2 separate regions of the Mus musculus genome follow, and region 1 is linked to region 2. Evidence: chromatin contacts called from ENCODE Hi-C or POLR2A ChIA-PET data. All regions are on one chromosome and are shown on one strand. The core of a region is the stretch at or near the end of the contact, and the rest is flanking DNA. Distances in the headings are between cores, read along the strand shown.

Evidence for each region. Hi-C counts contacts between places; a loop is a spot of excess contacts on that map. ChIA-PET counts read pairs that join two places held with the same protein, here RNA polymerase II (POLR2A).
Region 1: a loop to region 2 is called in a map of heart, with 5 times the contacts of the local background. The contact joins the promoter of Hinfp here to the promoter of Nlrx1 in region 2. A Hi-C loop is called at or near these places in 2 of 37 maps with a recorded cell type or tissue (T-helper 2 cell and heart). POLR2A ChIA-PET finds 5 or more read pairs at or near these places in 2 of 5 experiments (Patski and embryonic stem cell).

Annotation. Positions count from the first base shown.
Region 1 is chr9:44,301,968-44,307,867 of GRCm38, reverse strand. Hinfp (histone H4 transcription factor) reads left to right here and starts at 2,197. Exons shown (of 10, transcript NM_172162.3): 1 at 2,197-2,252; 2 at 5,281-5,458. The coding sequence starts at 5,290.
Region 2 is chr9:44,263,643-44,269,943 of GRCm38, reverse strand. It overlaps Nlrx1 (NLR family member X1), which reads left to right and starts at 1,757. Exons shown (of 10, transcript NM_001163743.1): 1 at 1,757-1,964; 2 at 4,087-4,200; 3 at 4,711-4,780; 4 at 5,153-5,241; 5 at 5,696-6,301. The coding sequence starts at 4,131.

The DNA.
Region 1 (5,900 bases), core at 948-3,447, 37 kb before region 2:
GCACACACATGCTGTACCCACATCCATGCAGCAAATACTTGTAGACATTAAAGAAGTAAATCGTAGCTAGTTGTAGTGGTGCATGCCTTTAATCCCAGCACTCGGAAGGCAGAGGCAGGCAGAGCTCTGTGAGTTCAAGGCCAGCCAGGCCTACACAGGATTATAGAAGTGAGGTATCATGACCACAGCTACATTCTCTTTCTCGAGACATTGCCTGTAGGATCTTTCTGCCTCCACAGCTGCAGCAGATTTGGGTTTACAGGCCTGTGAACACCTGGCTCAACTTGACCTATTTTTATGTTGTCTCTAAACTTTTATTTACATAGGACACAGACAAAATGATTTTTGAGGAAGTGTCTCTAGCCCAGGCTGTCTTGTCACCTACTATATAGTACCAGCTCCCGGAAACTGCCCTCAGGTTTTATGATCCTCCTTCCTGCCTCCCCTTCCCCTGCCCCTCCCCTGGGAGTACAAGTGTGTATGTGTCACCACACCAAGCTCATTGTGGTGGTTGGCTGTATTTTGTTTTCGGAGGGGAGGTCTCTCTCCCTGTCTAACCTTGGGTGGTCCAGGACTCACTATGTAAACCAGATTGGCCTTAAACTCAGAGGTCCACCTGCCGCTTCCTCTGGAGTGCTAGGAGTGAAATTATGTGCCGCCGCACATGGCATTTTTTTTTTTTTCGAGACAGGGTTTCTCTGTGTAGCCCTGGCTGTCCTGGAACTCACTTTATAGACCAGGCTGGCCTCGAACTCAGAAATCCGACTGCCTCTGCCCCTCGAGTGCTGGGATTAAAGGCATGCACTACCACGCCTGGCTTGAGCATGGCAATTTTAAATTCTGAATTTCCTTCACTGGATTGTGTGACTGTGACTGGTTTATAAAAACGAAGAAATAGGCGCAACTGGTCTTTCTCACTGGGTAGTGTAGACTGCACAGTAGTAAGCACAAATACAATATATCATAATAAGAAGAGTCAATTCTCAGGCAAAGGACCGTCTCCATTGAAAACACAAGAATGGCTAGTTACGTAATGGGAAGTGGGAAGGGGAGACTTTCAGGGGAAAACAAGTGGACACATGGGAAGTAAAAGGAGGCACAGTGTGGTGGGGAAACTGAAATTTGTGTCTGAGGTGCAGGAAATGAGGTCCAAGACGCAAGATAGGATTTGAGGTAGGCAGCACCCAGATGCTGGCGTTTGGAAATTCTCCATTTGGTTTGGGGCCATTGTACTGAAGGCAACAGAACGCCTTTGAATATTTTACACAGAATTCTGACTTGATCGAGTCTGGTTTTGTTAAAGATCACTTTGCTGGGCTCTGTGAAGGATGTCTTGTAGAGAAATTAAGCACTGGGGCATGTTAAATGAGTGTGGAGTTCTGGAATGGGTGTCATTCGTCGAACAGAATGGAAGTGAAGATAGAGGAATATGGATGATCACGTGTTAAAGAAAGTAGACTTCGGCCGGGCGTGGTGGTGCACGCCTTTAATCCCAGCACTTGGGAGGCAGAGGCAGGCAGATTTCTGAGTTCCAGGACAGCCAGGGCTACACAGAGAAACCCTGTCTCGAAAAAACCAAAAAAAAAAAAAAAAAAAGAAAAAAGAAAAAAAAAAAAAGTAGACTCCGGGGCTGGTGTGTGTGTGTCTGTTGGTAGAGCATTTGTCTAGCAAGCAGAAACCCTTGAATGAATCCCCCAGTATCCCTTAAACTTGGTGAGGTGGCGCACTTAGGCAGGTGGGTCTCTGTGAGTCCAAGGTCAACCTGGGGTACGGTACATAAAACAGAGAAGACTTAAGAAAATCAAAGATGAAGGTGGTGCCCCAGTGTAGGCGAACTACCTAGACAACTAACCGAACTACAAACACCGTGAGGAAGATGACAGACAAGGCCGGCCAAACTAGGCGCATGCCCAGTGGGTGGTCGGCGCGAGTTTGCGCAGTAGTGGGAATTCAAGCCTCAAAGCTTCCCGCCTGCGCACAGTCGGGAGCAGGCCCAACCCACTTTTGAAGGTGACGCGAACTTCAGCCACATCCGGTCGTCCCTCACTCTCCCCCTTGGGACTCGGAGCCCTCTCCGGGACGATTCCCGCCTCTTCCGTGTTTTGGTGCGCACGGGCTCTGACAGACGCAGCGGCCATTGGCTGTCGGTCGACTCGAGAGCGGCGATTGGCTGTCGCTGGTCGTCGCTCAAACGCCTCGGGGTAGATGGTGTGAGGTGGGTGGGGCGCTGGGCAAACCAGCGGCGCTGGCAGGTGAGTGGAGGCTTGCGGCTCCCGTACCTTGGCGGCTAAAGCGGCTCTCTCCGGAGCCTGCGGAAGGCCGGGCTTCCTGGAGCCGCTCGGTGTGGCGTCCGTGCCGGCCCTTAGCCTCCGCGCCCTCGGGCTAGGGGGTCTCTGCGGCTGGACTCCCTCGGCACCACGCTTGACGCCGGGGATCCCGGGAAGCTCTCCCGGATGGGCTACTTCCTCTGAGTTCTAGCTACCTATCCTCCGGCCTCAGCGCCCAGGCGAGGCTGCCCACCGGCCTTTTCGTGTCCCGATCTCCCTGGTCCTGCGCCTTGGATTGGTTGCGGGGTTCAGCCGTCAGATCCTGGTCTGTGAGTCCTTGTTTAGGACCTGGGCCTTTCTTCTGGATTGTGGCTCAGAGTTCATTGGTGCCTGGCGATAGAGTATATACTCTCCTGATAATTGTTGATGGGATGGTTTTGTACTTTGACTAGTGATGAAATGTCAGGTAAGGATCCTGGGGGGGTTGGATGCTTCTCCATCCCCTAATTAACACTCAGAAACAAGGCTAGATGTAGCAAACCCTTAGTGAGCCTCAGTAGTGCATTAGGCCCATATGGCTTAAGTAATTTAAGATCACAAAACTAAGGAGTTTCGTTTTATTTTCCTTCTCCATCCTTCTGACTTCCTCTTCAGACAGATACACCCTTAGACATAATGTGATGTCCGTGGTGGCTTTCTTTTTTGTGAGACCATCTTAACTTTGTGGCTCTGGCTGTCCTGAAATTCTCAAGAGATCCTGTCTCAAAGACTGGCAACGCCACCCTGTTCCCCACCACTTGATTAGTGGTGTGAGCATATGTGAGTGAATGGTGGTGGTGGGGTTCCTGGGGTCATATTCAGGTTGTCAGGCTAGTGTGACAAGAGCTGCTTTCCCCCACTGAGCCATCTCACTTCTGCAGAATTGTCCCTTTAATGTCCCTCCTAGAAATTTTGCATCAACCTTTCACTTTGTTCTCGTTCTTTTAAACTACATACTTATTATATACTTTTGTTTTGTTTTGTTTTTAGAGACAGGGTTTGTCTGTGTAGCCCTGGCTGTCCTGGAACTCACTTTGTAGACCAGGCTAGCCTTAAACTCAGAAATCCGCCTGCCTCTGCCTCCCGAGTGCTGGGATTAAAGGCGTGCACCACCACGCCCAGCTTATTATATTCTTAAAAATGTTTAGTAAAGTATAGACACTGGAGTGTAAACAGGGCTCCTTCAGTCAAATGGAATCTACATTTTAACGTTAAAGGAGTAGTGGGATCTAGTATTGTGTGGGCAAAGCAAAGACAAATTATGGTATTGAATGCCTGACGGAAAATTTAACGTAATCCAGTAAGGAGTAGAATGCTTCAGGGTCATGTAGGCTATATGAAATAAGAATATGAACTTTGGGCTCAGCTTCAGCTTATCTATAAATGAGGTTTAAATGATGCCTGCCTCATAGTGTTACTAATAACATGATGCAAATAAAATGCTTAATATGAGGCTAGAGGTGGCTCAGTAAAGTACTTGCTTCACAAACCTCGGGAGGCCCTTGGTTTGATCTGCAGAGCCCACATTAAAAAAGCAAAGAGTCCAATGGCTGGGAGTGGTGGCACAGGCATTTAATCCTAGCATTTGAAAAGCAGAGATGGATGGGTCAAGGCCAGCGTGGTCTACATAGCTTGCTTCAAGGCAGCCAGAGAGACCCCATCTTGTAAAAAGGCCCATGAATGTTTGTGATCCTGTTGGGAAGTAGAGACAGGAGTCTCCTCGGAGCTCACTGGTCAGCCTACTCAGTGAGCTCCAGGGCAAGGAGAGACTCTATCAAAAGCAAACAAAGCCCTCAGATGGTTGATTCTTGAGGAACCATGGGTCCCTTCCAGTTGACTTCCAAACACACACACACACACACACACACACACACACACACACACACACACACAGAGTGTTTACCATGGCTGAGTGTGGTGGCTCAAACTTGTAATTTCAGCTACTTGGGAGTCTGAGGCAGGAGGATTGCAGCACAGTAGACAGACCTCAGAGTAAGTTTAAGGCCCACCTGGGTCAATTAGGGAAACCCTGTCCCAAATACTATTTATAAGGTCCTAGATTCCGTCCTCAGTACCAAAAATAACCAAAACAAGAACAAAATAGTATTTTTGTGAGGGCTTTTTAAAAAACTTGATCATTTTTTTTTCTTTCCCATGCAATGGTGTTTTTCACGAACAAAAGTCTGTGTGAGAATATTGGATCCTCTGGAGTTGGAATTACAGACAGTTGTAAGCTACTATATGGGAGCTGGGAACTGAACCCACATTCTCTGGAAGAGCAGCCAGAGCTCTTAACCACTGAGTCATATCTCCAGCCCCTTGAGATTTATTTTTACTTTAATGTGTATGGGTGTTTTACCTGTATGGAGGTCACATAACATGCCTGCAGTGCTCTCAGGGCAGAAAAATGTGTTTCATCTCCTGGAGCTGGTGTTATAGATGGTTGTAGCAGCCATATGGTTGTTGGCAGTCTAACCTAGATCCCTTAGAAGAGTTGTCTGGGCTCCTAACCAGAGCCTTCTCTCCATCTCCATTCAACAAAATAGTGCTATATATACAGTAAGTGTGATATTCCAAACAAAAAGTTTTGTTATCCCCAATTTGGCCAAGACCTCACATGCGGTAGGCGGTAGGCAGTGGGATCTGGGATTTAACTTTGGTGCCTTTCTTTGAAACTGAGCATTGTTCTGTCTCCCATGGGAATATGCTCAGAAGCTATATGAGAAAATGTCTGTTAACATCCTTAGCTTAGTGCTTGGCCCACGCTCAGTATTATTCTCTCTTTCCAGGAAGCCAGACAGCCTGTAGAGCTTGAGAAACTGCTGGTCCATCCCTACTGAAAAACAAAACAAACCCAAAAACTCGAGATACCGAAAAATACCTGCTGGCTCTCAGTGGGCTGCTCGCCTGCGTCTGCCTCCAGCAGCCCTGGAATACAGTCTTACAACTCTGGATTTCTTCCTCTTCCTCTAAGGTAAAGGCCATGTCGCCTCCTGGAAAAGTTCCCCGGAAGGAGAACCTGGGGCTCCAGTGTGAGTGGGGGTCCTGCTCCTTTGTGTGCTCGGCCATGGAGGAGTTCTTCGACCATGTCACTCAGCACCTGCAGCAGCACATGCATGGCTCTAAGGAAGAAGAGGAAGAGGACCCACTTGGTAAGGGGCAGGAAGGAGCTTAAGGGAGGTGTGACTCCGACCGACCGCTAGAGAAAGGACAGTTGAGGGAACAGTCGTGAGTCATCCCCGTCCCCAACCCCCATTTTTCTTTTTCAAGACAGGGTTTCTCTGTGTAGCCTTGGTTGTCCTGGAACTCATTTTGTAGACCAGGCTGGCCTCAAACTCTGAGGTGCACTTGCCTCTGTCTCCTGAGCTCAGGGATTAAAGGAGTGCATACCATACCTGGCTTTTTTTTTTTTTTTTTAAGTTTATTTTATTTATTTTTTACTTCATGTGCATTGGCGTTTGCCTGCGTTTGTGTCTGTATGAGGGTGTGGGATCCCCCGGAGCTGGGGTTACAGAGAGTAGTGAGCTGCCATATGAGTGCTAGGAATGGAACCTAGGTCCTCTGGAAGAGCAGCCATCTTAACCTCTAAGCCAT
Region 2 (6,301 bases), core at 508-3,007:
CCCCTGAGACTATATCCATGGAGATGCTCATATTATTCAATCTCTGGAAGAACTTTATTTATTTATCCATCCATCCATCCACCCTTCCATCTATCCATCCTTCTCTTCTCTTCTCTTCTCTTCTCTTCTCTTCTCTTTTCTTTTCTTTTCTTTTCTTTTCTTTTCTTTTCTTTTCTTTTCTTTTCTTTTCTTTTCTTTTCAGGACAGGGTTTCTCTGTGTATTCCTGGCTATCCTGAAACTCGCTCTGTAGACCAGGATGGCCTTGAACTCAGAGATCCACCTGCCTCTGCCTTCTTGTACTGAAATTAAAGGCATGTGCTACCTCTACCCAGACTCTTTTATTTTTAATATTTAAAAAAATATGTGCAAAAAAATGTTCAGCCGGGCGGTGGTGGTGCACGCCTTTAATCCCAGCACTTGGAAGGCAGAGGCAGGTGGATTTCTGAGTTCAAGGCCAGCCTGGTCTACAAAGTGAGTTTCAGGACAGCCAGGGATATACAGAGAAATCCTGTCTCGAAAAACCAATAAATAAATAAACAAATAAACAAACAAATAAATATGTGTATGGGTATTTTGCATGCATGTGTATTTGTGTACCATATACATGCAGTGCCTGAAGAGGCCAGAAGAGGGCATCAGATCCACTGAGAATGGAGTTACAGATGGTTGTGAGCTGCTGTGTAGATGCTGGGAATGGAACCCAGGCCCTCTGGAAGAGCAGCCAGTGCTCCTAACGGCCGAGCCATTCTCCAATCTTAGAAGAACATCTCTTAAAATGCAAATATGCCCTTTTCCATGCTGCCCAGTGACTTTTTTCATTCTGACTTTTTAACAGCCAGTTCAAATGTCAGAGTCTCTGCTAGAGGCAGGTAGTAATTTTCCTAATAGTTTGCCTCGACTTCTGAAGAAATTCATTGTCAAGTATGGTGGGTCCCTGCATGACTTGCTCTGCTTGGCAGCCCAGGGTGAATGTTCAGTACTGGCCTAACACCACACATGGAATAAATGGACAATCGCCTAGATAAAATTATCACCATTGGCCTTCTGTTCCTATGGAGGGTAGACCACAAAAGCCTCTTCCCAGCCGGCCCTGAGGAGCCTCTCTCTCTGAGTTCTCTACTTCATGTCTGTTCTTTGCACATTGCACACCAGTGTTTGCATGTGGAGGCGTTCCTTGTTTGAAGGTCACTGTCAGCTTGGTTACGAGAACCTTGGGTGTTCCTTGAATGGAAGGGATGAGGGTTGGGGTTTTTAGAACACGGAAGTCCCAAGGCTAAAACCATGACGGGATGTCAGACAGGAAGAACAGGTTGGAGAAGGAAGTTATCTGTCGGTACCCATTCTTCCTTCCTGGCCAAAGTGGTCAGAGGCCCCCCTCTAGAGTCTTGGGACTGAATAACACAGAAGGGGAGGATCCAAGAAGGGCTGTCTTCTGCCTGGAGGTAAGCTACGTTTGTGAGCAGGAAGGGAAGTCATTATGCTCTGGGGATGAGTACCTAAGTGTAAGGAAGGCCTAGACCGGAGCTTTTCTTCTGAATCATCTACTTCCAACAGGGACGACCTGCGCCCGAGTCATTTTCTCTTCCACGCTTCCGTGTCTTCATCTGTAAAATGGGCTTCATCAAGTCCAGACTTGGAGGTGGATGAGGTCATCGGCTGGGCCTGACGCTTGGGAACCTGCAGGGGGCAGTACGGGAACCTGGGCCCTGGGAAGACCGGGTGGGGCCGGAGTCTCCGCCCCGCGCCAGCACCCCATTCCCCCTTCTGCGGGTCTTTGCTCAGTGCCCTCCAGTGTCCAGACCGGGCGGGGTGCCAGAGTGGGCCGGGCTGCGCGCTGGCTGGCGGGCGGAGGCGGCCTAGACGCGCCGTGCCGAGCGAGCCGGGGAAGCTCGGAGCCAGCGGGAGACGCAGGCCTCCTTCCCTCCGGGCCACGGCGACGGGCACCAGGGCCTAGGCAACCTGGGTAAAGGCCTAACTGGGTCGATCGCTCCTCCGGCCCCCGGCTGGACGGCTGCGCTGGGCCCCGGAAGCAAGAGCCGGGCAGCTGGGTCGCGGGAGCGGGCAAGTGGCACTGGGGATTCTGCCGGAGCTTGGGCGCTGAATACAGGCCTACTGGCAGCTTCACTTTGCCCCCCCGCCCCCAAGCCAAGTGGAAGTGGGAAAGCTATTTGGGACCCAGTTTGGTGGAAAAGCTCCGCAACTTCTGTTGCATTCCTTCTTTTGATTAGTGCCATGACAACTGCTCGATTAGAGAATTATCCTAGACCCTGCACGTCTTATCTTGACTCAGTGGACCTGGGGCTGATTGATGTCAATCCTGGGATTTGTCAGGTTTTCAGGACCTTTCTCTAATCCCCAGGTCTCCTGTTTCCAGCCCACTCAAGACCTCAGCCAGCTCCTGCTCTGGCTAGTTGTGCTCAGTGCAGCCTCTTCCTAAGTTTGCTTCCCTTCTGCCCTAGCGGCAGTGAGGGAGGCCACGCCAGCCTAGCCACATATGCATGTCAAGGAGCTGTGGGATGGGGTGGGCCAGAATAGACTCCTTGGGAAAGAGTACCTTGAGCAGTATCTTCAAAGAGTGTCTGGGATTCTGATAAAGTAAATGCTAACCAAAGTATAGGGACTGAGTTAGGAAGGTGAGAGCAAGAATCCAATAGTAGTCTTGGAGGATGAGGTGTGGGCTGGGGGCAAACCTGGAAAAATAGCTTGTGTGGGCCTGGGTTTCATAGCTGTCAAGTAGCTTAGGAGTTTAGGGAGCTGATTTCTGCAGGGGATGAGGGAGTGGAATAGGCCAACAGTGGAGGCACAGAGGACTTGAGGAAGTAGGGTTTTGTAAGGTCTGGAAGGATCTCTCTGAAATGATGAAATGAAGAGGCTGGCAAAAACCAGTAGGGAGAGATCTGTAAGACTGCCACCGCTGCCTGTGGGGGAAGGCTTCGAATAAAGAGCAAGGGAATAGTGTGTGAATCCAGGGCTTGGGGGAGCTCTGCCACAAAGTAAACAGAGGAGGGGGGCTGACGAGGCCAGGTTGGCATGGCTGAAGTGTGAGGCAGAGGCGGCACATCCTTGTGTCAAGCAGGAAGTTCATTCACACATCCATTTATTATTTATGCCAGCCTTACAGGCAGCTTACATAAAAGTCAGAGAGATGATAAAGTGATACAGCCATTAAAACTCAGCCGTGGCACAAAAGCAGACGGAAATGAATAAGGATGAGTGGGGGAAAAAAGCCAGGCTCAGAAAAGGCCTGCGAGTGAGCACAGGGCTCCTATCTGAGCTTGCTAGCAGTCAAGCAAAAATAAAACCTAAAAGCAGATGATTGGGCTGGATCTCGGGGCAGAGGCAGCTGTGAAACTCCAGTGCCAGGCAGGAGCTGGTAGGAGATGAAACAGAATCACTCAGGTTAGGATTATCTTTGCTGAGGAGAGCTAGAAGCCAGGGCAGGGTTTCAAAGGCTTCTTTTATACATATGAGGAAGGGCTGAGCCTCTCTTGGGAGATGGCCCCTTCTTAGATACTAGGGGTAAGGGTTCGAGAGAAAGCAAGAGAGGGAGGGAGAGGTGTGTGTGTGTGTGTGTGTGTGTGTGTGAGAGAGAGAGAGGTATGTATGTGTTTGTATGTGTGTATATTTGTGTGTGTGCGTGTGCCATGTGTATGTGTGTGTGTGTCTGTCAGTGCATGTGCCTGTCTCTGTGTATTTGTGTGCATGTGCCATGTGTATGTGTGTGTCTGTCAGTGCATGTGCCTGTCTCTGTGTATATGTGTGCATGTGCCATGTGTATGTGTGTGTGTGTATGCACATGTAAGGGAGGTTTGATGGCCGTACATTCACAGTACTGGGTTGTTTTTTTTAAATTTACTTTATTGGTGTTTTGTTTGTTCTTACGTTTTTCTTTTATGTGTTTATTTATTTGTTTATGGTGGGTGCAGGTTTGGCTGTGTGCAAAGGTCAAAGGACAACTTTGGGGAACAGTTCTACCCTGTAGGTTCCTGGGATTGAATGTGGGTCCTCAGGCTTGGTAGCAGGAGTATTTACCCCTTGAACCATTTGCCAATCCCACTCACACTTTTCTTTTTGCAGGGCAACAGGAAAGAAAGTGGCTCTAAGTGTTCCAGGCTCCAGTTTTCCTAGGATGAGGTGGGGCTGCCATTTGCCCAGGACCTCTTGGGGCTCTGGCCTGGGAAGAACACCCCAGCTACCAGGTAAGCAGGAAATGAAGGTTTCTGCTTTGACACCCCCCCGCCCCTTCTGCTTCTGGGTCCGGATGCTTCCAAAACAGCAGGGATCCAGACACCATTTCCAGCTGTGTGGTAATATAGCTGGGGTCCTCTGGCATGTCACCTCTTCCACCCCCCCCCCATCTTAGACAAGGGGAGCAGAGCTGGCCCTCTTTTAGCTGTTTCAATCTCATTTTTTTTTTTTTTATCCAAGACATTAGCTGCATGTTGGCTCTGCACCAGACCGTGGGTTAGGTTCTTGGTATATAATTGTGACAGAACCAGATGTGAGTCCTACTCTCATGGAGGGGGGAAATGGATGATAATCAAATAATCATATGGCTAAAGAGAAGATTATGTAATAATTGCTATTTAGGAATAGCACATGCTACCATAAGAGCAAATAAGAGGGGGGAGTTGATGTCAATGTCGGGGTGTGCACCGGAGGGGTGTGTGTGGATGGGCCTGCAGATGCTGCCTCTCTTCTCTCTGCAGATGAGCATATCTCCTTCTTGATCCAGTGGAGCTGGCCCTTTAAAGGGGTGCATCCCCTGAGGCCCCCTAGGTGAGACCTGGGAGTGTCAAGCCTCAGGACACAGCTAGACATAGCTCAGGAGATGGGAGTGGTCAGGGTCTCCTGGGAGAGAGGGTTGGGTTTCTTGGGGTGGGAAGGGTACAGGGCAACTCCCAAGGATCTAGAGGAAGTTAGCTTAGAGCGTGTAGGTACATAATAATGGGGAATGGGATCGATCTGGCAGAGGTCAGTCTGAGTCTCAAGCAGGCAGCAGCAATTAGGGTTGGAGGGGCCAGGTCTCAGTCCTTGGGAAGAGCAAGAGTCCAGGCTTCATCTTAGAAAGTGCAGACTGGACTGGACTGAGCCCATGCCAGGGTTCACCCCAGTTCTAAACCTCAGACCATCCCTTGTCTTTGCTCTCAGGGCCTTTATCCGTTACCATGGAAACTCGGCAGACAGTGCTCCCCCACCAGGGAGGCATGGGCAGCTGTTCAGGAGCATCTCTGCCACAGGTAAAGGAGTGGTGTGGAAGGAAGAAGTGCCTAGGAGGATGAGGACGGGCACAGAGGATCTACCACCATCATCTACTCCCAATCCCCCTCCCTCCTGTCATCTGAGCATCCATCACACTGTGCACAAGGACCATATACAAAGCACTGTCAGAGACATTCTCTCCCTACCTTGAGACAACTTTGGGTCCAGTAGCCAGGTGTCAGGAAGCCAGTCAGCCCAGGCTCAGCATAATTTGTTCAAAGACTCCATATTTTCTGTCATAGGGCTCTAAACCTTCTGAGTAACCTACTGGCTAATGGAGTTAGTTCTATGTGTTTACACCACAACGGGTCCTTGCATCTCAGAGTTCTCTGTGTTGACTCCCTACCCTGACCTATAGCCACCCCGGCTAGCCCGAAGAGCCGGCACCTCTAGTCCTTTACCTTGAACAATGTCCTTTGCTTTCTCATCCAGAAGCTATCCAAAGGCATCGCCGGAACCTCACCGAGTGGTTTAGCCGACTGCCCAGAGAGGAGCGCCAGTTTGGACCAACCTTTGCTCTAGACACAGTTCATGTTGACCCCGTGATCCGAGAGAGCACCCCAGATGAGCTGCTTCGCCCGTCCACGGAGCTGGCCACGGGGCATCAGCAAACCCAGGCAGGGCTCCCCCCACTGGCCCTGTCTCAGCTTTTTGACCCGGATTCTTGTGGGCGCCGCGTGCAGACCGTGGTGTTGTATGGGACCGTGGGTACTGGCAAGAGCACGTTGGTACGGAAGATGGTCTTAGACTGGTGTTACGGGAGACTGCCTGCCTTTGAGCTTCTCATCCCCTTCTCCTGTGAGGACTTGTCATCCCTGGGCTCCACCCCAGCTTCCCTGTGCCAACTTGTGACCCAGCGTTACACACCCCTGAAAGAGGTGTTGCCCCTGATGACTGCTGCGGGATCCCGCCTGCTCTTTGTGCTCCATGGCTTGGAGCGCCTCAACCTTGACTTCCGGCTGGCAGGCACAGGGCTTTGCAGTGACCCGGAGGAACCCGGGCCACCAGCTGCCATCATAGTCAACCTGCTGCGCAAAT